3 separate regions of the Homo sapiens genome follow, and all the other regions are linked to region 3. A link is a loop called in an ENCODE intact Hi-C map of the cell type or tissue named here. Cell type or tissue: heart left ventricle. All regions are shown on one strand.

Region 1 (8,000 bases), 64 kb after region 3:
GCGTCTCACACGTGATGCTTTGCCCCTGCAGAGAGGTGCTTGGAAGACCATGAGCTGGTGGTCCAGGTGGAGAGTACCATGGCCAGTGAGAGTAAATTTCTATTCAGGAAGAATTACGCAAAATACGAGTTCTTTAAAAATCCCATGGTGAGTCTTACCTCTTCAGGTTTGGGGTTTGGGACTCTTGAAATCTTGAAGTTTATACTTGGGTTTCATAGTATCAGATTAGAAAGTGACTGAGAGGCATGGTGTAGCATATGGGTTTGAGAATCAGAGTTGTAGTTTAATGAAGCAGTCCTTGCTTGAAACCCAGTCTCATGCTTCACTAAATGTGCGTGGGACTGGCTGAAGGTAGAGGTCTCCTTCTTCACATAGACACAGTGTAAAGGGGGTTAGTCTCTAAGACAGGAGCTGGGAGAGGCTGGGTGTTTTCTGTTATTTTGAAAGTTCTCAGTTGAACTGATCAAACACTTAGCAGAAGAAAAACTCATTATTCTCTGCAAATAGCAAATATATTTTGTGATCATACGTGGAAGAATGACTAGAGAAATCAGTGCGATTGGTTGGTGTCTTGAGCTGGTCACCTTGATCTCTCTTTTCTTTCTTTGGGAGAGGCACTTGTCCTGTGAGAGGCCAGGATAGGGAGGGCACCTCCTAGCTCCTGGGGCACTCGCTGTCATCCTGAGTCATGGGTCAGAGCTGCATCAACTGGGGAGAAGACCCAGGGCCATTTCTGACTCTGATAATGTAGCTGCTTTTTTATTCCAAAGTAAGAAATTTGAAGACTGTTTTTGGGGAATGCAGCAGAACAGGCTTTTCTCGTGACTGGGCTTACCTTTTAGTTTCAGGAATTCTTTATCTCACGCTGTGCACTTGTGCCACTGGGCTGGGACGCTGGCATCGCTCTTTGCCATGGAGCATGCTGTGAGACATGAATCCCTTAGTAAACATAGTTGGTATTCCACACTAGTACCCAGCATTTCAGGAAACAAAATACAACCTTTTGAAGGAGGTGTTTCTTCTGTGTGATAGGAGAATAAAAAGGACCGCCATTTTAAATACAGGTGTATGTAATTATACTGGTAGGAATAGTTTTAAAATTGACATATCTATATGACATACCTTCCCTCACTTTGAAGCTAACCTTTTACGTATTTGTTTTTTCCCATTTTCTTAGAATTTCTTCCCAGAACAGATGGTTACTTGGTGCCAGCAGTCAAATGGCAGTCAAACCCAGCTTTTGCAGGTACTGGGCCACAATAGATCTCTGCTGAAATAGACTTTCTGAATAGAAATCCTCTTGGAACTGAATGGCAGCATTGTAAAAAACCTAAAGAGATCGCATCTTTCACCATTTATAACCTTGGCTCTTAAGCCGGAGGGGTGGTTGGGGGGAGGGTTTAGAGTAACCAGAAATTAAAAGTTTCCTTGGAAAATCTGTGTGTAGCTGGGTTCCTTCTAAGCCAAACAGGCACTTACACGATGCCCTTGCTCTGACTTAGAAGAGTCCAGTGATGCCACTGCTGAGTGTGGGCCAGGGGGTGCATGGAGAAACCCCAGTCTCAGGGCTCCCTCCCCAGCTCCTTTCTGAGCAGGGGTCCCAGGTCAGGCCACCGCCTAGCTGCTTGGAAATCTCTGCAGAAGCACAGAGTCTATAGTAAAAGATGATCGGGTTACCACAACAGACTTTTAAAAGTAACTTGCCATATATTACAAATAAAGAAACCTGCTTTAATTGTCCTGATTCATAAAGTCTGTTCTAAGAAAACCTGGTCTCTCCCCACCTCCTCTTCCAGTGGAGGGAGCCACCAGGGCCTCTGTGCCCAGCTCTCACACACACTCCTCCGGGGAAGCTGGGAGTGGGGAATGGGAATGTTACAGCTACACCCTAAAAATGTGCCTGTGTACATGTTAAAAGTGAGAGAATAAACCATTTCCTAAGGCCACCAACAAGATCCAGGTGACATTACATGTAAGAGAAACTACTAAAATGTAGTTCCTACAGAATTCTCCTCATAAGCCCTTTTTCTACGTTGTTATCACCAAATTTGTTTCAGCATCTAAAAGATAAGAGTTTCAGAGCTCTGTTCTGGTGGTGTCTTCAGAAGCCCTTCTGACCATAGCATGTGTCTGTTCTGGCGAGAGGTGTCAGCACTAAGTTACCACCTATACACAGTGAACAGTGAAATAGCAGATTCTGTTTTAATTGCCTTGACTTTGAGAGGATCCATGCGCTTTGTGAAGATGTGCAGTGATCTCTTGAGACTCAAGAAGGACTGACCCAGGTGCACCAGGGCTCTGTCCGACGTGCCTTTCCCACCTGGGGGAAAAGAGCTTTGTCCCCTCCCAGTCTAGTAGCAGGACCTGCCAGCATCACCTCCCCAACTTCGCTCCATGACCTGGCCCTTGGCCTGTCTTCCCTTTGATGAAAAGCGTAGTTTCTTGTTTTGTTTTGTTTTGATAAAGCCTTTATTCTTAAGGCTGCCTGTGGGAAGAGTTAGCTGGAACAGGGGGACATCACCAGGATGTCCTGCACCTGGGTGCATCACTTGCGGACACATGACACCTTTTATGTGACCCTTGACTGGAGGGGTGCCTGGGTAAAAGTGGCCACTACATACTCACTGTCAGTCTCCAGAGTCCCAATCACTTGGTCATGGCACTTGCTCTTGCCCTCAGTCTGATATCAGACTGGATCCTTCAGTGCACTATCTTATAGGGAAATTCATGACTCGTGTTATCACCAGTGTTGGAAAGGTCCATTTGCTTGCATATGTTTAAATACGAATTATGTTCTATGCAACACGAATTGAGATGGGATTTTAAGACTTTGGAAAGGAGAACACTCTCATTTTGATCCAAAAAGGAGTCTTTTAATAATTCAGAAAATGTCAGCTATGCTGATAACATGTCTGCTTTAATTATTTTAGATTAGCATTATGTGATTTTAAAAATTTGTTCTTCAACAGAATTTTCTGAACTCCAGTAGTTGTCCTGAAATTCAAGGGTTTTTGCATGTGAAAGAGCTGGGAAAGAAATCATGGAAAAAGCTGTATGTGTGTTTGCGGAGATCTGGCCTTTATTGCTCCACCAAGGGAACTTCAAAGGTGAGCTTTAAAAGCTACCACCACCAGCCCTAATTCTGCCACAGTCACTCCCCCCAGGTCCTCAGAGTGAACCTGGGCTTCATTTTTAAATGCACCTTAGACTCCTCCAAGCTCAGGACAACTTCTTAATAAGCTAATTGTGCAGCAGCTGAACTTGGAGTCACAGGTTTCCTGGTCTCGCTCAGAAACTAGGTAATAAATAATACAGGCCTAAGAACCCCACCTGCCTAGCCCCACCCCCACTGCGGGTTGGGAGCAGACACCCCTGGCTGCCCCATCACTTCAGAGACTGGCCTAGTTCTCATAAGTTGGGATTTAAGCTAGCTGTAAAGATGTTTGATAGACTATTGCCACCCTAATGCCAGTGTAACTTTATGTATCATAGATATTTCATGAAATAAACTGCAGGCTTGCATGTATCCCCAGTGAGAAGAAGGTGGGAGATGGAAAACAGCTGCAGGCCCTCAAAAGAGAGCTTAGGCCGGAGGCTCCTTTGCTCCCATGTACACTCTTGTCTGCTCTCTTCTTGTGCTGTCCACATATACCCTGTGGCAGGAGCCTTGTCCACCCAATACCTGGCTGAGCACTTACCATCTGAGGGCTGTGGTCTCTTTTGCTCTGGCCAGCAGAGGTGAAAGGGAGCTGGCGGGACCCCAGCACAGGTGTTGAGCATCTGGGAACCGGCTCTGGGAAGGTGTTGGGGCCGGCTCTGGGAAGTCAGCAGCTGCCGACACCTGGGCCAGAGAGAAGGGGCGTCTGCAGAGAGGGGCTTTGAACTGACACAGGGCATGGTAGCTTCCTGACCTCCCAGCTCTGCTGTGTGGCCCGCTCACTGTCCTCGTGTGTGCTGAAGTTGGGAGGGTATTTCGTAGAGCAGGAAACAGAGCTGGGCTGGAGAGTTGAGGAGGAGAAGGGTGGGACAAGCAAGCTACCAGTGGGAAAACCCAAAGTACGGTTGGACTCTGGACTCACAACAAACCAAAGGCAGACAGGCCCTGTGCTCTTAACTCTGACCTTTGGGTTATAGATTTTCTCCTGCTTTTTATCTTGAATATCCGGTCATGGGGCTTTGATTTGCCAGAAGTATCAAATACGTTCCAACAGCCTTGTGTGTCTGAGAACTGGGGAAGTGGGTGTTTTGGGTGAGACTGGGTGAATTTGGTTTTAGTTTAGCACTTATTACACCTCGCGTAATAATCATATGTAATATGTATAGTGTCATCGGGGAAAGTGCTTGTAAGTGTGCAGAGACTGCCCTCTGTCTACCAGAGGTGAACACATTTGCTCTTTGCTGTGCTTGAGACTTTAACCTGGCCAGTGTTGTCACAGGAACCCAGACACCTGCAGCTGCTGGCCGACCTGGAGGACAGCAACATCTTCTCCCTGATCGCTGGCAGGAAGCAGTACAACGCCCCTACAGACCACGGGCTCTGCATAAAGGTACCCACGAGCTGTCCACAGACGGCGCGCATGCTCAGCAGCCCACAGGAGACTGACTTCTTCTCTTGCCCAGCACTTGATTGTTGCTTCTATTGTCTTCAACAGAAACATAGTTTCACACTGGATTTATCCATTCCTGTAAAAACATTTATTGTACACTTGCTGCTATCAGTCCTTGAGTAGCTCAGAAGCTCAAGGACAAGCAGACAGGGATGGATAATGTGGCTAGTGGGCTCAGTGTTTTAGGGAGGGTGGCTTTTGGCATCAAAGGGTGGGCTGTGGCTGTAGCCCAGTACTAGTAGCTGGAAGGGGAGGTGGGGCAAGGGAGGGGACCCCCAGCCTGTCACCTGGGTTGCCTGCATGGTACTGAGTGAGCTGATGGCTTCTGTGTGGGCCTCTGGCTGTGGGGATGGTCAGACAGGAATAGACACAATGCTGCCCACCCTCTGCATGCATGTGTGTGCTGGCATGCACACACACGTGTGCACACACATCTACATGCACATACCCACACGTGCATACATACATGTATAGACATACACCTTTGTGCATACACACAGGTATAGACATACACCTTTGTGCATACACATACATTATACACACATGTACATAGACACACATACACATGTGCACACACCTATAGGCAGAGCCCACTCCTTTTCCCCTGATGAGGTTGTGGTGGTATTAATAATCATAATGGTAGATGATATTTACTGAATGCTTACTGTGCATGATATGTTCCACTGACAGTTTTACATCCATTATCTTAATCTTCACAGCCCCTTGTGGGATAGGAAGTTGGCCACATTGCCCACATCCAGTAGCCAGTGAATAGTTGTGCTTGGAGTTTGCCCTGTAGGCTGACTTATGAGCCATAGCCCAAGCCACATCCCGAGAACACACAATACGGGGAGCCCCTCCTTAGGGGAAAATTTCTTTCCAAAATATCACCTCATACCTTGCTCAGGGAATACTCTTTCGGTTATAAGTAATAGGCGTCTAATTCACACCAGCTAGAGGCCCAAGGCAGCCTCAGGCGGGGCTGGAGGTATGAGCAGCAGCTGGCACTCTCCCTTCCCACCAGCCCACACCAGCCATGCTTGCCTGTCTCTGCAAACGCAGTCTCTGCTTCTCTCATAGCACCAGCCGAGCGCAGGGTAGTCACACCTGTCCCTCAACCCCTCCAGATTCTTGGGAGGGAGAGCTGGGGTGTGTCCAGCATTGTTTCTTGAGTCTGAGGTCGGGGGTTCTTCTGGAGATGCAGGTCAGTTTATGCCTGCAACAATTCTCCTCCCTCACCAAAGGGCCCTGCCTCTGGAGGGGCACCTGTCTTCTCCCCATGGTGCCTACTTCCCCTTCTGTCTCATTCTCCAGAGCCAACATCAGTCTCCCTCTCTGGACCTTCTACTTGGGGTCTGATCTTGGGGCTGCTCAGACATCAGAATCCCTGAGCTCCTCAGGGGTTGCCCCTCTTGGCTAAGCCCTGCAGCAGCCCCTCCTCTCAGTGGCCTGGGGGCAACTTTAAGATCTCTCCTCCTGTAAGTCAGAAGGCAGGTTCTCCTCCCATAGAATCCAGTCCGTCGACAGAGTTAGATGCCTCTTCCTCTTTGTCCTATTGTGCTTACCACATTACGTTGTCCTGTGCTAGTTTGTTTTTCTGTCTCCTCTGAAGTTCCCAAAGGATGGCTTATTATTCAGCTAAGTGGTACACAACCTGGGGCCAGTCCATGGTAGGCACTTAATAAAGTCTTGTCAGGAAGGTGGATGAATGAACGCTTAACACACAGGTGTGTGTGTATCTGCTGTGCTCCTTGCTAGGGGGATCTCCAGCTGGTTGTCTCTGGTTTGTGTCAGATGCAGCCCTGCCTTGACAGAAGCTGTTTCTGACTCCCTGTGTAACACTAACAGGACTTTCTTTTACCTCCTGTAGCCAAACAAAGTCAGGAATGAAACTAAAGAGCTGAGGTTGCTCTGTGCAGAGGACGAGCAAACCAGGACGTGCTGGATGACAGCGTTCAGACTCCTCAAGGTATGTGACATCTTGCGGTTTGTGTTGAGTGCACATCTCTTCGTGGAAAATTGGCCTCTGGACTTGATGTCTATTCTGGCAGGAAAATGCTCGTAACTTTTCCGCTGTTCTGTCACAATATTTTATTTATCAAATGTAGTTAAGCATCTTTCTAAACAAGATCTCAGGAGCTTTTAACAGAGGGCCTAATATTAAACAGGGTAGAGCTAGGTTTTCCGGACTCAGTACTACTGACATTTTGGGTAGAATAATTCTTTGTCGGGGGTCTGGGGGACATCCAAGCATTGCAGGCCACTTAGATGTGTGGCATACCTGGTCTCTGCCTGCTAGATGCCAGTCGCACGCCCGGCCAGTTGAGACAACCAAAAATGTCTCTAAATGTTGCCAAATGTGCCCTGAAGCCAGAGGATGGGGAATTGCCCCTGGTTGAGACCACTAGATTAGAAGAATAGGATTCGAAAAATCAGGACCAGGGAGAAAGGAAATAGTACATGAGGTGTTAATTATTTTCACGACTGAACCAACTCTCAGGTTCCCAAAAAGCCAGGGCCATGAAGTAAACATGATGAATTATACAGTTGACTGAAGCTCCTCAGCAGAGACAGTACCTCCTGACTGTAAGTTCTAAAGGAAATTTATCACGTGGTACTGCATATAGAGTAATGCCCTTGACAGCAATTTCATGCCAGTTGCCAGAGTGATTTCATAGGGCTGTTTACTGTAGTCACTTTGGATTTCCCACAGTGTTTCTGTGCACATATACCATATCCCACATGTCTGGAATTAAGTCTACAGAGTCCTTGTGAGTTGTAAGTTAGCTGGCCCAGGTGAGCTTGGCTAAAGTCCAGGGGTCTCCATAGGAGATGTTCGTTTAGTCAACTGGAGCCAATGGATACAATGGTCTAGGGATTTCTTTACAAAAACTCCCAGCCTTCGTTGAACTGTAGTGGCCTTTGAGCTGGTCCAGAGACTCAAGGTGAAGTCAATTAAGGAGATGGAGGAACTGAAGGAAGCATAGCTCAAAACTTTCCTGGAGGTGCTGCAGATCCAATTCTGAATGTAGTCCTGTTGTCCCATCCACTTGGCAGGTAGCATTTTGCACCCAGTAATCCACAGATTCCAGAGACATTAAGGATACATCCTAGTGCCATTTTTATAGGATGCTGGGGCCCAAACCAAAAGTTCCACAGATTGGCTTCCTGTATCTCTCTCCCAGAACCTTATTTTATGTTTTCACTGATTAAAAAAAGAATTATGGAAATCAAAACTTTACAAATTCATAATGGAAGAGGAAATGTCCATGTTAATACATCATAGATCATAGACCACTCCTGTGTAAGCCGGTTTTCAGTGTAAGGGTCATCAGTGGGAACTGGTCACATAGGTGACATCCATTGAGGGCAGTATTCTGCATGGACCTCCAG
Region 2 (8,000 bases), 470 kb after region 3:
TTAGTGCTAAGTGCACAAAGAAAGAAAAGCTTGCTGGGTACGGCGACTCATACCTGTAATCCCAGCACTTTGGGAGGCAGAAGCGGGTGGATCACCTGAGGTCATGAGTTTGAGACCAGCCTGACCAACATGGTGAAACCCTGCCTCTACGAAAGAAAGAAAGAAAAAGAGAGAGAGAGAGAGAGAGAGAGAGAGAAAGAAAGAAAGAAAGACAGGAAGAAAGAAAGAAAGAAAAGAAAGGAAGGAAGGAAGGAGAGAAAGAAAGAAAGAGAATGAAAGAAAAGAAAGGAAGAGAAAGAAAGAAGGAAAGAAAGAAAAAGAAAGAAAGAAAGAAAAAGAAAGAAAGAAAAAGAAAGGAAGGAAGGAAGGAAGGGCACAATAGGGACAAGGTGAAGAATGGCAGACGACAACATGGAAAAGCAAAGGGCTTCTTGTATCAGATGACTCAGACCAAGAGCCCCAGTGCCACGGAAAGGACAGCCTGTGGTGGGAGGGAGGGCAAATTAGGACAGCCTGGGCTGTGGGGGCTGACTGCATGAACCAAGAAGGAGGAGGCACCTTTTTTTTTTTTTTTTTTTTGGAGACAGGGTCTCGGTTAGTTGAGAGGTACTATTCTGTACCAAAGTGTGTGTGTGCCCTCAGCTGAAGTCCATCTTTTGCCAGAAAAGTCTTGATGATGTTGTCCCTCCAGCCTCCTGTGCAGTGCTGGGATTTCACACATTGGGCCTTCCCGTGGTGTTTCACCCCAGAACCCATTTTTTATCCTCCCTCCCTGACCCCAGCATGCCTAACCCAGCAGTTAGTTCTGAGGGACAATACTTTAAACCCTCATGGCCTCCCTCACCCACCTTCTGGTGGCCAGCCTCTTGTCCTGGACTGACTGTGGCCCTCCACCCCGGTCCCTGCTCCCCCTTCGTGCCCTGCATCTCTCTTCCACAGAGCGCGTCAGCTTCACAGCATCCCCCAGCGCGACAGGTCCCACTCACAAACCTCCCGGCCTACCCTAATTCTGGGAGTCAGAACCGACGTCCTTCCCAACTGAGTTTCCCACACCCCACCCAAGGCCGCCTCTCCATCTCCTCCCTGCCCTTCCCTCGGCCTGGAAGGGCCACTCCTTTCCCCCACGTCTTGCTCAAATGTCACTTCCTCAAAGAGGCCTTCCCTGGCCACACCCGCTGGCCCATGCCACTCAGCTGGAGTAAGTCTCTTGCCAGCACCAGTGGGAAAGAAAATATCCACATTCAGATTTTGTCTTTGCTGCTATTTCTGGTCAACTTTCTCTCATTGGAAGCAACGTTCCCTGAGGGGAGTTGGTTGGAGCCTCCCCAGTTTCAGCCCCAGTGCTGCAGCGATGCCAGCCGTGGAGTGGCCACAGGGTCAGCCCAGAATGAATGAGTTTGAGGTGAACAACCTCATACCCGCTTTTCCTAACCCCTCCTTTTTAAGCTCCTTGATGGAAAACTTTGCTCGTTACATCTCCTTGCTTCCATCTCTGCCTGCTCCAGCGCCTTCCTCTTCCCCTGCCACCCTCCCAGGAGCATGAGCTCCCCATACACTGTGCACCCCAGGGTGTTTCTGCCCAGGGGCAGGCTAACGTGCAGTGGGGGCTGCGGCCTAACGTGGACTAGAAGGCCTTGGGTCCTGGTGCCAGAGAGCTCACCTCTCCCTCCTTCCTCGGCATCGCGGCCTTCCCCATGGAGGTCCCATCATCTGCCGCTGCTGCTTTGTCTTAGAAAACTCAGGGACACTCACTCACTGCCCCTGCTTCATGCCCCTCGTGCGTCCACACCACACAGTGGCTTATAGGGTACCCACTCCACGAGGGAGCTTAGGCAGATCCTGATGGGACAGAGAAACAAAAGCAGGAGCCCATTTCCAGCAGCGTTGCGTTCCGGGGGGTTCCTCTCCTAATCCAGGGGACAGAGGAGCTCACCGGTGATACTGCTGTGAGGGGAGAGGTGCGGCGATAGAGGGTGCTGTGGGACTCCCCAAGGACCCCATCGGCCTGGTGGGGGCTGGGGGTGGGTAGCCTAAGGTCAATTCCATCCCAGATTTATCTGGCCCAGCTCATCAGTCCCAGGAGGGATGCCTGGTGCTTCCTTCTCTCGATCCCCCATTCTCCCCGAGCCCAGTCAACGCCTGTGCAATGTGATGAGTCGCTCCGTGTTTAGGGAAGCGACTCATCACGGGTCCAGCACCCTTCACAAGCTGCCCCGTGTTCCTTTTTAGCTTCACCCCCACCCCCCACTTTGCACACACTCTACACACTGCAACCTCAGCCGACTTCCGTGGCCAGCTATGCAGGGTCTTGTTGGCCAGGCTGCTCCTCTGCCTGGAATAACCTCATCTTCCTCCCTGGCAGGCAAGTGTGAGTCACACAGGGCTTCAAAACATACTAAAATGTCACCTTCTCTTTGAACTTACCTGCCCCTCTTCCTGGCTTGCCCTCCCCCATCCACAGCCGATGCTGTCTCCTTTTGAACTCCCGTCAACTGGGTAAGACTTTGGTGCTGGCACTGCCTAGGTACATCGTAATAAACAAGTGCTTATTCACAATAGCAAAACAAACCTGGAGCCCATCAACAGTGGACTAGGTAAGGAAAACATGATACCTATACACCGTGGAATACTACACAGCTGTAAAAATGATATCATGTCCTTTGCAGCAACATGGATACAGCAGGAGGCCATTATCCTAAGTGAATTAACACAGGAGCAGAAAACCAAATACCGCATGTTTTCACTTGTAAGAGGGAGCTAAACATTGGGCACACATGAACATAAAGATGGCAGTAACAGACATGGGGGACTACTAGAGAGGGAGGGAGGGAGGGAGGGGGAAAGACTGAAAAACTACCTATTGGGCACAATGCTCACTACCCAGCTGATGGGATCAATTGTACCCCAAACCTCAGCATCAAGCAATATATGCACGCAACAAACCTGCACGGGTACCCCCTGAATCTAAAATAAAAGTTGAAGTGAAAGACAGAAAGAAAGAAAAAGAAAGAAAGAAAGAAAGAAAGAAAGAAAGAAAGAAAGAAAGAAAGAAAGAAAGAAAAGAAAGAAAGAAAGGAAGAATGAGAAAGAAGGAAGGAAGGGAGAGAGAGAAAGAAAGAAAGAAAGAAAGAAAGAAAGAAAGACAGACAGACAGACAAACAAGTGCTCCGCGAGCTCCAGGAGGGCAGGAGCTGATTTCATTCCCTGCAAATCCTTGTGCCTGGCTGGGTGCCAGCACACAGTGGGTGCTCAAAACATGTGGGCTGATGGAAGAAGAGAATTTGCTTCCATCACTACAACTGTGAAGTCCTTTAAGATAGCAATGTGATAGACTTGACCCCTGTAGAAAGCAGAGCCACGCTGAATAGAATCAGCTGATTTTTTTTTTTTTAACATCTGGCGAATGATTTCATGGGATCTGGCCTCAGTTTCCTCCCTGAGAGCGTGATGCGGGATTCTGTCTGTGGGCTCCGCATTGGTTGATTCAAGGACCTGGTCAGTACTGCCATCTGGTGGCCGTTTACCCCATTTGCAGATTGGGCTCTTAAAAGCTCCAGCACAGTAATTCTGCAATCATTATTATTTATTTATTTTGGTAAAATTCCCATTTTTTTCCCAACTCACAGGGGAAGAAAAAATACTTTTAGTGTGAGAGGGAGAGGATTTCCTCACCATTATTTCCCTCCTAAAATCCCACCCCCACCCAGACCTGCACAGTCCACAAGGAGAGCCCATGACGAATAGCCTGGCCTTGGTGGAAACCCACGGCACTCTCTGGCTGTCTGCACTTATGCATCTCCGAGGAGAGCAGAGATCGCCTTATCAGACCTCCCGCAGCGAGGTAAGCTTCAACTCCAAGGTCAGGAGCAGCTCAGGCTAGGAGTGGGCCAGCGACCCATTCTGTGCTCTGCTGCAGGCCCCTAAATGCAGCATTTGATTTCTCTTAGGACAAAATGAAGGCTTGTTAAATATATATATATATTTAAAAGGCAAGCACAGCCAACCAGTGCCACTCTCATTGCTTTATCTCTCCTTGTAACCCTACAACAGTCAATGGAAAGACAAAATGTGGGCTGCTAATTCCTCCTTCCTGGGACTTCAGGTCGGCATCTCCTCATTACAGCCATCATTCTAGAAATTAATGACTATGCTCTTTGTTCTTTGATACTTGCAGCGATGATCTAGGCCCTTAAATGCAGGGCTTAAGTTCCCCTCAAAAACCAGGGCTATGTCGGCAGGCTAGTCAGACTGTCTGGAAGAGCAGCCAACAGGAAGTCGTAGATTGTCTGTGCTTCTTCTGAGTTTGGATGCGTCTTTACCAGAAAACTATACTGTCTTCCACAGCAGCTTTCAACTCATGATCCTCCCTCTTGTCCCTCTTAGCAAACCACTACCAAGTGGCATTTTAAGATGTCAAAAAATCCCAGCATAGAATTGCTTCATTGTGAGTGCTGGTGCTGGCACACAGTGGGTGCTCAAAACTTGTGGGCCCAATGGAAGAGCATTTGCTTTTATCACTCTACAACTGTGAACGTCTTTATGTTTTCTCTGTACCTGAATTATAACAAGGCAAGGATTGGGGCTGATTCTGGGATTTTGGGACAGTTAAGGCAGCCAATGGAATCTGTTAGCACGAGTATTTCCTAGTCTTCCTGTGAGAAACAGAAGGAGGGACCCTTGAAATGAGGTCCCTGGGGCTCTTGGTTGAGGACCTGAAAGAAATGAGAGAAAGATGGATCTGAGCCTTTTAGGAAGACGTCTTCATTTGAGGTAAGGTTTTGTCTTAGGGCCCTACATTCCCAGCAACAGGCTCAGGGGATACCTCTGCAGACCACACAGGGAGATTTGCTCATTCATCCATCCATTCACTTATGCAAACGATGATCATAAACAGCTTGCTGCAGGGACTATGCTGGGTACTGGAAATAGGGCGCTGAGAGAAAATGACCATGGTGCTTGTTTGCAGAAAGCATAGAGCCTCGTGGAGGGAGATGGAGATTAACCAAAGTATCACATAAATGACTGTATGGTTACAACTGAGAATATTATGAAGGCGAGGAACCTATCATACAAGACCATAGAACAGAGGAGCTTTACTCGGCCCAGGAGCCAGCCAGGCTTCACTGCGGAAGGTAATCTTTTATGGAGAACTGATGGGTAAATGGAAATTTACTGGGTAGACAGAGGGGAGAAGAGAGCCTCCCCACCTTCCAGAAGGAACAGAGCTACAAAGGGAGAGAGAAAGAGATCTGAAAGAGGCAGTGTGCGGGATGGAGCCTGGGGGAGAAGGCACAGTTAGCACTGGGGTGGTCTCTGGCCTGGGCAAGCCTCTTGGACAGCAGCCTACAATGCATGGCCAGCCATGCTGAGCTCAGAGAGAGAATCGTACGAGAAAAGTGCAGGCTCCTCACTGACACACAGGATCTCTGTACTAGAGCAGTGCCTGGGGTAAAAGATTAATAGTTGCTTAATAAATTGTTATTGAATGAGTAAATGGAAAAATGCTTGGCCTCAGCCTTGGGAGGTGACTTCTAGCAGGGGGAAGCTCCTACCTCCCTTAGTTTTTCTTCCCCTCATTATCCTCAAGGAAGAGGAGTGCTTTTGTATTGGTCTAGTCCAGGGATATTGATTGGGCCATGTAGTTCTGGTGAGCATTAGACAGAGAGATACAAAATAAACAGGCATTAGGGTGAACACTGTTCTGTGCTTTTGCTCTGGTTCCTGTGTTTTGTATTTGCTTCTCCTTGCTGAACATTTTTCCTGCTACCATCAAAGGAGTAAGGATAATAACAGGGCTAGGCTGAGGAAAACAAAGAAGTAAAGTAGTTTTACTCCTGCTCCCTTCAGTTCAGGCAAGTGGTGTCACTGAAGTGATTCTACGTGGCTTTGAGGCCAACAGTGACACCCAGGGATTTTCTCTTGAGGCTTAGCTTCCCATGGGAAGCTTGCAGGGGTAGGTTGCTGACCCAGGGTCAGATTCAAAATTTAGGAATGCTAAGTGTCAGTCAGTAATCTCTATCTCTTCTATTTTTACTCTTGAAGATGGTGTATGACAGTAGATAGTGTCAGAGGTGAGCATACAAGAGCAGAAGAATGCAATGTGGCTTTGGGGCTCTCCCATCAAGAAGTGGGGTCCATTTCCTGATCCCTGGAGTCTGGACTCAGGAGCAGCCTGTGACTTGCACTGACATCAATGGATAATGAAATGGATGGAGACAGAGTTGTGCAAATTCCAGAAGCTACGCCTTGAGGGCTCTTGCAGATTTTGCTTTTGACCTCTTGAAACTGCCCTGAGACCACTAGGAAGGAATACCTATCTGGTTTTCTGGAGGAAGAGAGTCACATGGAGAAGAACTGAGGCAGCCACCAACTGCCAGACATGTGACCACCAGCTCTGCTGACCCCACAGCTCAAAGAAGCTGCACAGATGAGCTGAGGCCACACTCTTCAGGGAACAATCCGCACAGTCCTGAGAGACAGCAACTCCTTGCTCTTCTGAGCCACTAGGCTTTGGAACAGTTCATTGCCTCTTTTACATGACATACTCTAATTGCATCATCTTGTTCAATGCTCACAACAACCCTGCAAGGTTCTTATTAATTTTCCATTTTACAGATAAGAAAACTGAGCCTCACAGAGTAGATGCAAAACCGTTAAGTGGCAGGACTGGAATTTGCACTCACATCTATGTGGCCCTAAAGGCCACCCTCTCCCCATTTCACTGGCCCATCAAAAACCACAGAGACCAGATAACAAGAGCTTGTCATAGTGCTGACAGCAGAGCTGAGGTCCCAAACTGCAGCATGCTCTGCATTCTTCTGGTCACAGGGCAAAGGCCATCAAAAGGGATCAAGAGAAGACACAGGAGCTTCCAGGATGTCAGAGAAAAAGGATGGGCTTGAACTTCTATTGACTTCATTGAGTCAACACAGGAGTCAAAAACTGTTGTGACTGGGGACTCACACCCTGTCTATTCTTGTTGATCTTTGGACAAACCATTGCAGCAGACAGAAACATTCAAATAAAGCTTAGAAAAGTGAAAAAAGAAAGGGGGGAAGAATACCATAGTAAAAGAAAATAGAAGAGGGAAATGGTGAGGCAAACTTATCACTGGCATCATGATCTATCAGATTATGTGCTCAAAATAAGGTTATGGATTTATTCTTAGTGGAGGGACTGGGGCTCATGGCCTGAGTATCATTCACAAAGAAGCCAGAAAACTCCATGTGTCCACGTGTCCAGGGGCAGGAATGCCCACGCAGGCACTGTATCGCTGCAGCTGAATACCTGCCAGAGAAGCTTTGCTACCCTAAAGCCAAGGCCAGGCCTTCTAAGAATGCGCCACACCAATGAGGTGACATGTCCTGTGATGGCCTAGTATGGTTATGTGCTTTGCCTAGAATCCACGATTGCATTATGATGGAATTTCTGGTATAGAAAAATTGTAATGTTCCAACACTGTTTTTGAAAATAAAGTGCTTCTTCATTAAAAAAAGTTTAATTGTAGTAAACTACACATAGCATAAAACGTACCATTTCAGACAATTTTTAAGCATATAGTTCTGTGGCATTGAGTACATTGACACTGTCATGCAACCATCACCACCAGCCATTTCCAGAACATTTTTATCTTCCTAAATGGAAACTCTGTATTTATTAAACATTTAATCCTCATTCCCACCTCCCGCTATCTCCCGGTAACCACCATTCTACTTTCTCTATGATTTCCAGAACTTTTTCATCTTCCTAAACAGAAACTTTGAATTCATTAAACATTTAGTCCTCATTTCCATCTCCCCCTATCTCCTGGTAACCACCATTCTACTTTCTCTATAAATTAGACTACTCTAGAGACCTTATATAAGAGCAATCAAACAGCACTTATTCATTAATGACTGGCTTATTTCAGTTGGTATAATGTCCTTAGGGTACATTCATGTCATAGCATGTGTCAGAAATTCCTTCTTGTTTAAGGTTGAGTAATATTCCGTATTGTGCAT
Region 3 (8,000 bases):
GGTTGTGAATAGTGCTGTTGTGAACAAGGGTGTACGATTATCTGTTGAAGTCCCTACTTTCAATTTTGGGGGGTATATACCTGCTTTTACTTTTTAAAAATAGAACAAAGAAAGAAAAACAAATTTGTATTTCTTCTAAGCTTTGAAGATATTTAATTATTGAATATGAATAAGCCCAAATTTCCCCATTGCAACATTTCAGTGTGAGCGTTGAGATTTAACAGATTTATGTTTCCCTCCCCTTTGAATTGGACCAGAAAATATATGCTGACAGTTACTAATTAATAAAAACCATTTTCTGTCATGAAATCTCATTCCTTAGGCCACCTTTCCTCTCTGATTCAAATATATTTTCCAAAGTGTAAATACTCATTTCTGATTTAAAACTTTTCAAACCACTGCTATAAAGTGACAAGCCAAAAAGTACAGAAACAAAGTAGTATATATATTGGTTTTTAACTTGTCAAATACTTAACTGGAAATACTAAAGGCCTGAAAGATAAAAAGCAAAAATGAGGGTCATCCCTTTGTTCGGGTGATGTTGAGCCGACATGATCATTGATTTTCAAATACGGTTACCAATCCTTTTCACACACTTACCCAAAAACACCAAATAGCAGATATCATGGCTCTGACCCTGCCTGAGGGCACGTTAATGACTTTTCCCACCTAAATCCCAGAGCCTGGGGAAAACGTCAGCAGAGGTGTAGGCCAAAATGAGCAGAGCCTAGCAATCTACCCAAACAGATGCCAAGGCAGGCTGCCACCTGCCAAACTCTCTTCCTCACTGGAGTGACTCACCACACTCTGGACAAAGGGGTCAGGGGCTCCTAAAATTGCTGTGTTTAGCCAACTGCTCCAGGCGTTCTGAGGTGAGCTACGATCCCTTCTCAAGAGTCTCTGGATTCCCTTATGCCCTTCAGGTCCCTTCCCAATATCTTGGTTCCCAAGGTGGCCAGTGCTGGGGGGCAACAGAAACATTGGGTTGAGTGGGTAGCAGGGCTGCCTCCAGCCAAGGAAAGCAAAGCCCCCTACCATCTCCTGCTCTGTTTCTTCTAAGGATCACCTGACACACTCAGGATTCATCAACCCGGGGCTCAGAGACTCCTCTGCTCAGCACTGACACACCCAGAGTCAGAAATTCTATTAGGTTGGCAGCCCTGGCTGGTGAAATTAAACTCCTACCAGGCGCAGAAGCAGGAAGGCTAGGGCAAAATGACTTAAAAGGGGAAGTTACACCTCACATGGAAGGCAAGGGTGCAGCCCCCGTGAAACGTGAAAAATGCAAATGGAAACTTGAAGAAAGCATGTCAAATGTTTACTTTTGCATTTTGAAGGAGCCCCATAAACTCAAATACACTCAGATGCCCAGGCAGTCTTTTCAGTGCTTCATGGCAGGCTCCGTGTGCACACAGAGGAAAGAGGCTCATAAACCAGATTATTCTGGCAACAGAATCATTTCCTGGTTGTTGCGTTGTAAGAATCCTCTCTCCTTCCACAAGGGAGATATGATTTTAGCAGCTCATTTGTAAAATACAGGTTTTTCTCTATCCACTGTTAACAGTCACATTTTCAAGGAAACAAAGAAGAAAGGGTCTGGAGAGCCTTAAGGTCGGGCGGCATCCTGGGAGCCATAAACACCATCGCCCCTCGAGTTGGGACTAAGAGGAGGCCGGAAGACTGGAGCAGCTTGCCTAAAGTCCAAAAGGGCCAGGGATGCAGCTCAGGGCTGTCTGCATATCCGATGGTAGTCTTTGGGGTAGAGCCGGAGGCTTCTCCGTGGAGGGGCTCCCCTTCTTGTCTCCCAGCCTTCTGCACCCTGCCAGGCAGCTCATGAGCTGTGCCTGCTCTGTGCCTCATCTTCGTGGTTGTAGACTGAGATTTGGCTCTCAGTCGCTTCTTAGTTGCTTTGAATCTAAATAGCAGCCATAGATACTTAAACACTCAAAGGGCGGGGTAGTGCTTTATTTAGAAAGAATGTGTATATTTAAATGTAGCTTTAAGGAGAGCAGAGGACAGATTTTATGAAAGCAGAGAATCAGTAGTCTCCATATTTTGTGTTATCTGTAGAATTGTTGAGTAGGGCCCTGGATCTGTAAGTCATATTGGGATCTTCTTGGAGGAGGGTCTGGATGGAGTTTCAAGGTAGCAGAAGACAATGCCCCTGCCCTCAGGGAATTGGATATAGGATTAAATATGCATGCAGCCTTCCTGGATACACTAGCCTGCATTTGTCTTAGGAGAAGAAAAAAAACATTCTAAGAAAAATAATTAAGAAACCACCTGTAAATAGTAATCAGGAACAAGTGAGTGTAGCCTCAGCAGACTGAGAGGATCCTTGTGATTTTAGCTTTGTCTAACTATGTTATGCCCAGGATATATGTTTATTTTTGTCCCATTTTATGTCATCACAAACTTTGAATATGCTTTGGATGGCGATTCTGCCCATGTGGCCTGTGGGTCCTGGGAGTCGGAGTGGAGACTTCTGAGTCTCCATAGGCACCAGCACTGATTGGAGCCCTGCCACTGCCCATTAGCATAGGCCACGACTCTTTTGCAGATGTGTCTGTACATAATGAAAAACCAAAAAACGTATATTCTTACAAATTGTTAAATTCATCAGTTTGTTGATATGTGTTTTCTCAATTACTAGAGACTGAAAATGGTGGTTCCCCTTGTCTTTTGTGAGCTGGGTAGAGAGGAGAGGATGCCATTTTCAACAAAGGTTGGGAGAAGGAAGTTTCTCTTATAAACACTGAAAGCCAAGAGTTATGACTGTGTAGCTCTTTCTAGGTACAAGGATATTTATATGCATTTGCTGGACAGACTAATTCTAGGGATTTTATTTTCTGCCTCAAATCCTGCCTGTGTGTAGGAACCCGTGAAATAAAGCATTGATTCCATTTGTATTTTTATTTGGAGTTGTGGTTAGGTGGTTTGCTTTTGTGTTTGCTGAATATCTTTAAATACCATAAATATGATAGAGAAGAATACTCTAACCATATAATACCTGGTTTTCTTATTCTACTTACTTATGTCCAAACTCTATATATGGGAAATTAAGTGCATGTGACTAGAATACATGAGAATAGAAGATAAATTGTTGTTCAGAAAGCTGTTTCAGTAGAAGGTTAAGTTATATTTGCACAAAGTTTTAATTGGTTAGAAGTTAACAGAAATTGCTTGCCAAGTGAACATGGTCTAGTGGAAAACACTTTTGCAGCCTGACCTTCACTTCTTTTCTAGATAGAAATGTGTAAGGACTTTGGCTTTTGCACATGTGTTAGAGACTTTTCATGTAAAGTGCCATTTATCTGTTTCTTAGGGACTGAATCTGCTTTGACTTAATGATATACCCCCACCCCAGCTGTTTATGACTTAACAGGGTATATCTTCCATATGAAAATGGGGGAAGGGGGTAGTGGAGAAAGCTCTGAAGGCATCGCACACTGATGGAAGCTTGTGTAGGTCTGTGAAGAAGGGATCGTAATGGACACGTCCTAAACACATGGTGCAAATAACATGTCCTTATGTTGCCAAATCATTTAGTAAAGTGAATCCAGTGTCATCTTTAATCCCTAAACAATGTAAAGAAGACACTAGATGGTGCTGTAAACTAAGAAATGTATTGGTGAAGGTGGTGAGATGGTGCTAGAAGTTAAATCCTCTGTCCCCGGAGTTTCTCTGTCCTCTTTGCCTTTTCCTAGTCAGCACACCTAGCCTGCTGCATGGAAGACATTTACTCGTGATGATTTATAAGCCCGATGCAAATGTGTTTCGCTGAGTTTATATCTATTTTAAAACTAAGCCAGCCTCAGTTTGCTAATGACAGTGAAACTAGATGAGATGTGAATTTGAGATCAGACAAGCTACTCAAATATTTGGGGCAAAGTTAATACCCAGTTTTGGACTGGGTTATTTAAAGAAGGAAAATAACTATTAATAACATGATTGACAGCCATGTTGTTTGACCTATATTTGTGCAGAAAATACATTCTTATAAATCCGTCTGAAGTGAAATTTTATATATAAAATTATTTTTTTCTTCACCTTTCACTATTCCTCCCAGTGGGGCAGCCCCATGGAAAATATTTTGGCGTCAAGTTAACATTAAATAGACAATCTGAATATTCACTGCGAGAAGCATTTGTTTACTTGTTTCTCCCACTTCTGTTACGTGGCAGAAGGCCTTTCACAAATGGGTGATTATTGATCCACTTGGATTCATGGGACCAGACAAGAATTTTGCAGTTGACCACACCCACAGAGGTGGCACACAGAGTCCTTACTGAGGTAGACCAGCTGACAGAATAAACGCCATAGGGATGCTTGTAAGAACTCAGTGTGATTTCAGTCGTATCTTAATGTAGTAATTAAAAAAAAAATGGTGTAGAATATGAAAAATTGTCTTCTTTTGAATCAAACCTTTAAAACCCCTGTTTGGAAGATTTAACTGTCGCTCTTCGTTAGAATTTAGTGAAGCTTACAAGTCAGAGAACCATAATTGATTTTATTATCTAAACAGATAAAATGCTAATGAACCCCACAGGACATTTTACAGTTGTTTCTAAAGTATGGCATTTAAAATTTCTAAAAAGTTTTATTTTTGCTGTAATGGCTCTGGAAAGTATGAAGGTTTGAAACATCCAGATAGAGTGGTTGGATTCAGTTTATGAAGATTATAACCTATTGAGTTACCAGATTGACCTGGCTTTGTTGAAAATATTCATGATTGAATGTATTAAAGTAGAAAATAGTTGTACAAATAATCCACCTCAGAGGAGAGTAAAAGCATTTTGAGGATATGTGTTGTGTTTATATTTTGGCATCTGTTACCTTATATTTACTTTGAATAATGACAGAATTACTTTGCATTTGACCTAATTGCAGAGCTATGACCCAGGAATGATCTGGTTGACTGACAGAAGGCTTAGCAGGAAAAGGACAGGAGACCCCGGGGGCTGCTTGCCTGGGGAGCACAGCCAAGGGGCTGTTAGGAATGCATAGAGAGAAATAACTGCACATGAAAATTCCCCAGAGGGAATGAAAACATGTTATTTTCCTAGAAGAGAACAGTCTCAGAGTAGGAACTGTACCACTGTTTTTATTTCCAAAGCAGGATTAAAAGCCTGGCATTGAATTGGCAGAGTGGCCCCACAGCACACGTGTATGTGTGTGCAAGTGTGTGCATGTGTGTGGACATGTTCGCACGTGTGCACGTGTGTGGCATTGAGACCAACCTGCATCACCCAAGACTGACTATACTTAACAGTGAACTTTGTGTTTTGGCCAGTATTGACTTTTAGATGGCCCACTGAGATAGAAATATTGAGCTGTTAATACGGTAAGTTAAGAGTGGCGCTCGTGCTAATTGTTTTGCAGAGCTTCAATTAAGCAGCTATTCCCTGTCAGCTAAATAGGAGTGTAGGAGATGAGTGGGTGCGTGATGCATACGTTCTAGAACTTTCCTGAAGCCCCAGATTCGTGGTCTCCACTATAACTTTTCCTCAAGATGGATGCAGCAGTCTCAATAAATACAGAACTGAGGTCTTGTCTTTGGCAGGCAGAGTTCTCTGGACTGCAATTTTCGCTCCAGCAGTTGGCAGTGAGGCTCTCCTCTCCCTGAGGCCACAAGCCTTCTGGGCCTCGGGTAGCTCAGGCAGGTACATGCCTGCCCCTCCAGGGGTCCTGATTTTTTGCCAACCAACTCTTCCCCACCCCACCTCACCCCAGCTATGAGCAAGAGTTCGCCTGCTGACTCTGAGTGTTCTTCCTTGTGATTAATTATTGATTATGCAGTAATTATTAATTATTGATTCAGCACTTTGTCCTTTTAATATCTGGCCAGGATTAATATTTGACCACTCACAACCTGAACCATGGCAACATCTCTCTTCTTCCCTCCTTCCACACAGATCCTGGGCACACAGGGCCCTGCTTGCTGCGTCTCAGCTGCTGATTTCACCCAGTCCGCATCTTCGGATCCATCTGACCCCTGTTTTTCTAAGGCAACCTTCCTCTTCCAGCCTGATGCTCCCCAGCCCCTGCCCTCTCCCCTGGCCCTGGTTTGAATGTGGCCTCTGTTCTTCCAGCAAGGGCTGTGCTGGCCAGGCCTCAGTGATCTCATCGCTGCCATTTCAGCAGCCTCCCTTCTGTCCTCACCCCTCCCTTCTATCTGTCTGTCTTCACCAGGATCTTGAGCGTGATCTGGCTAAACCCTGCTCCTACTGTCCCACCCACTCCAGAAGCCCAAGCACTACCCCCGGGGGTGACCCTGCCCACTCCATACCCCCTCTGCACTACCGTGGTTGCCCAGGACTTCCCTCCCTCATTGTTGTTGTTTTGTTTCCTTATGTCTTGTCTTGTTATGCCCTTTAGCCTTGAGAGATGAGGGGAGCCCTTTAAAACAAAGGCCTTCCTAACCAGAGGGCAGAGTGCCCCTCTGAAGCTTCTGTGAGGAGCACACACCTGGTAGGAGAGAATGAGGGATGCAAAGCTTATTTTCAATACCGCTTATGTGACCTTGGGCAGGTGATTTAATTCTTCCAGGCCTATTTCCTCAGCTGTTAAGCCAGGTTAATAACGATCACTTTTTGTTATTTTGTAAGAAATAGATGAAATAGGGCTAATAAATAACATCTTCCTGTTTACTGTGTGCCAAGCTGTGTTATAAAGCAGATAATAACTAACCTAGTCCTTACAACCCCCCCCCCCCCCCGGTGGGGTGGACACTATTGCTAAGCTCATGTTAGAGTTGAGGACTCTTAAGAAATAGGAAGCCCACGTCCTGGGCCCTGGGCCCAGAGCTACTAGGAGCAGGGCAGGGTGAGCAAGTTTGCAAGTGCCGGTCTCTGCTTTCCTTCCTACCAATGTAGCCTTTGGTAGGAAGAGGGTCTTGCTGTCTGTGACCCTGTGTGTTAAGTGGGTGTAACTTGCAGCTATTCTGGGAGCAGAAGAGAGGACGAATTATGTGAGCTTCCATCATTATTTGCCATGATGTCAAAAAGCGAAAAATCTAAAAATGCAGAAGAAAGGAGTCAATATTATTAGAATGTATTGGGTTACACGTACAAAACTCACTCAAATTAGCTTAAGCACAACAACAACAAAATTATTGTATGGATGCAAGAATGTTTTACCAATCTTCCCTGAGCAGGAGTGCAGCCAGGCCTTAGGAAGCACCGGAAGCTGCACAGCCCTAGCTCCTGGCTCCCTTTCCCCGTCCCACCCCAACCCCTCCCCATCTCCATGTGCTGGGTTGTAGCCCTAGGTCTCTGTTTCTCTGGAGAAACAGACCCATTAAATAGGCTGTATACAGAGAGAGACACATGTGTTTTAGGAATTGGCTCATGACACTGTGGAGGCTAGCAAGTCCAAAATCTGCAGGGCAGGCTGGCAGGCTGGACATCCAGGGAAGGGTTGCAGCTCAGGTCTGGAGGCAGAATTCCATCTTTCCCCTTGGAGGCCGGTCTTTTTCTTCTATTCAGGTCTTCAGGTGATGGGCTGAGGCACTCTCACATGAGAGAGAACAATCTGCTTTACTCAAAGTCTGTGGTTTAAATGTTAATTACATCTAAAAAATACTTTCACAGCATCTAGTCTAGTGTTTAGCTAAAACCTGGCACCATGGCCCAGCCAAGTTGGCACATAAAACCAACCATCACTGTCTCTGCGTGCTCATTCCTCCCTTTCTACAGTGCGTTTTCCGCCGCTCTCTCTCTCACTTACTCTCTGTGCCATTGTGGCTTCTCTCTCTGCATCTGCCCCATGCCTTCCTCTGTGAAGATGGGCTTCCTTCTGCACTCTGGCCAATCGAGAGGATGGGTGGGCACCCGAAGCCCTCAGGCATGTGTTGTAGTAGCAGCCACACACAAACCCCTGCCACAGTGTCAGCCCCTACTTAACCTTTCTGGGCTGGAACCAGTGTCAGTGTTGGGTGCTGCTCTGTTTCTGTCTCTTGTTTCACTTCTGGAATCCCAGGGAAGGGAGAGTCCTGATCC

What was found. A loop is a pair of places that touch in the nucleus more often than their neighbours do. Peaks named below come from ENCODE experiments on the same cell type or tissue, not always from the same donor. Only the 100,000 strongest peaks of a DNase experiment are listed, where the experiment ranks them.
Region 1: a loop joins it to region 3, with 6 times the contacts of the local background. A loop is called at or near these places in 45 of 110 quality-filtered maps.
Region 2: a loop joins it to region 3, with 11 times the contacts of the local background. A loop is called at or near these places in 22 of 110 quality-filtered maps.

Annotation. Positions count from the first base shown.
Region 1 is chr7:50,611,317-50,619,316 of GRCh38, reverse strand. It overlaps GRB10 (growth factor receptor bound protein 10), which reads left to right. Exons shown (of 19, transcript NM_001350814.2): 9 at 32-147; 10 at 1,178-1,246; 11 at 2,970-3,107; 12 at 4,437-4,547; 13 at 6,478-6,576. Among named protein-coding and RNA genes, the nearest start is that of DDC, 50 kb to the right of the region's middle. In heart left ventricle, a CTCF peak has its summit at 4,375; no DNase peak of the experiment used is centred here.
Region 2 is chr7:50,201,033-50,209,032 of GRCh38, reverse strand. No RefSeq gene overlaps it. Among named protein-coding and RNA genes, the nearest start is that of IKZF1, 100 kb to the left of the region's middle. RefSeq lists a silencer at 2,185-2,234 and enhancers at 1,541-2,470, 3,251-3,430. In heart left ventricle, a CTCF peak has its summit at 3,508 (motif pointing left); DNase peaks (open chromatin) are centred at 1,160, 2,293, 3,209 and 3,508; H3K27me3 peaks cover 787 bases.
Region 3 is chr7:50,675,054-50,683,053 of GRCh38, reverse strand. All of the region lies in intron 5 of GRB10 (growth factor receptor bound protein 10), which reads left to right. Among named protein-coding and RNA genes, the nearest start is that of GRB10, 100 kb to the left of the region's middle. In heart left ventricle, a CTCF peak has its summit at 3,585 (motif pointing right); no DNase peak of the experiment used is centred here; H3K27ac peaks cover 448 bases.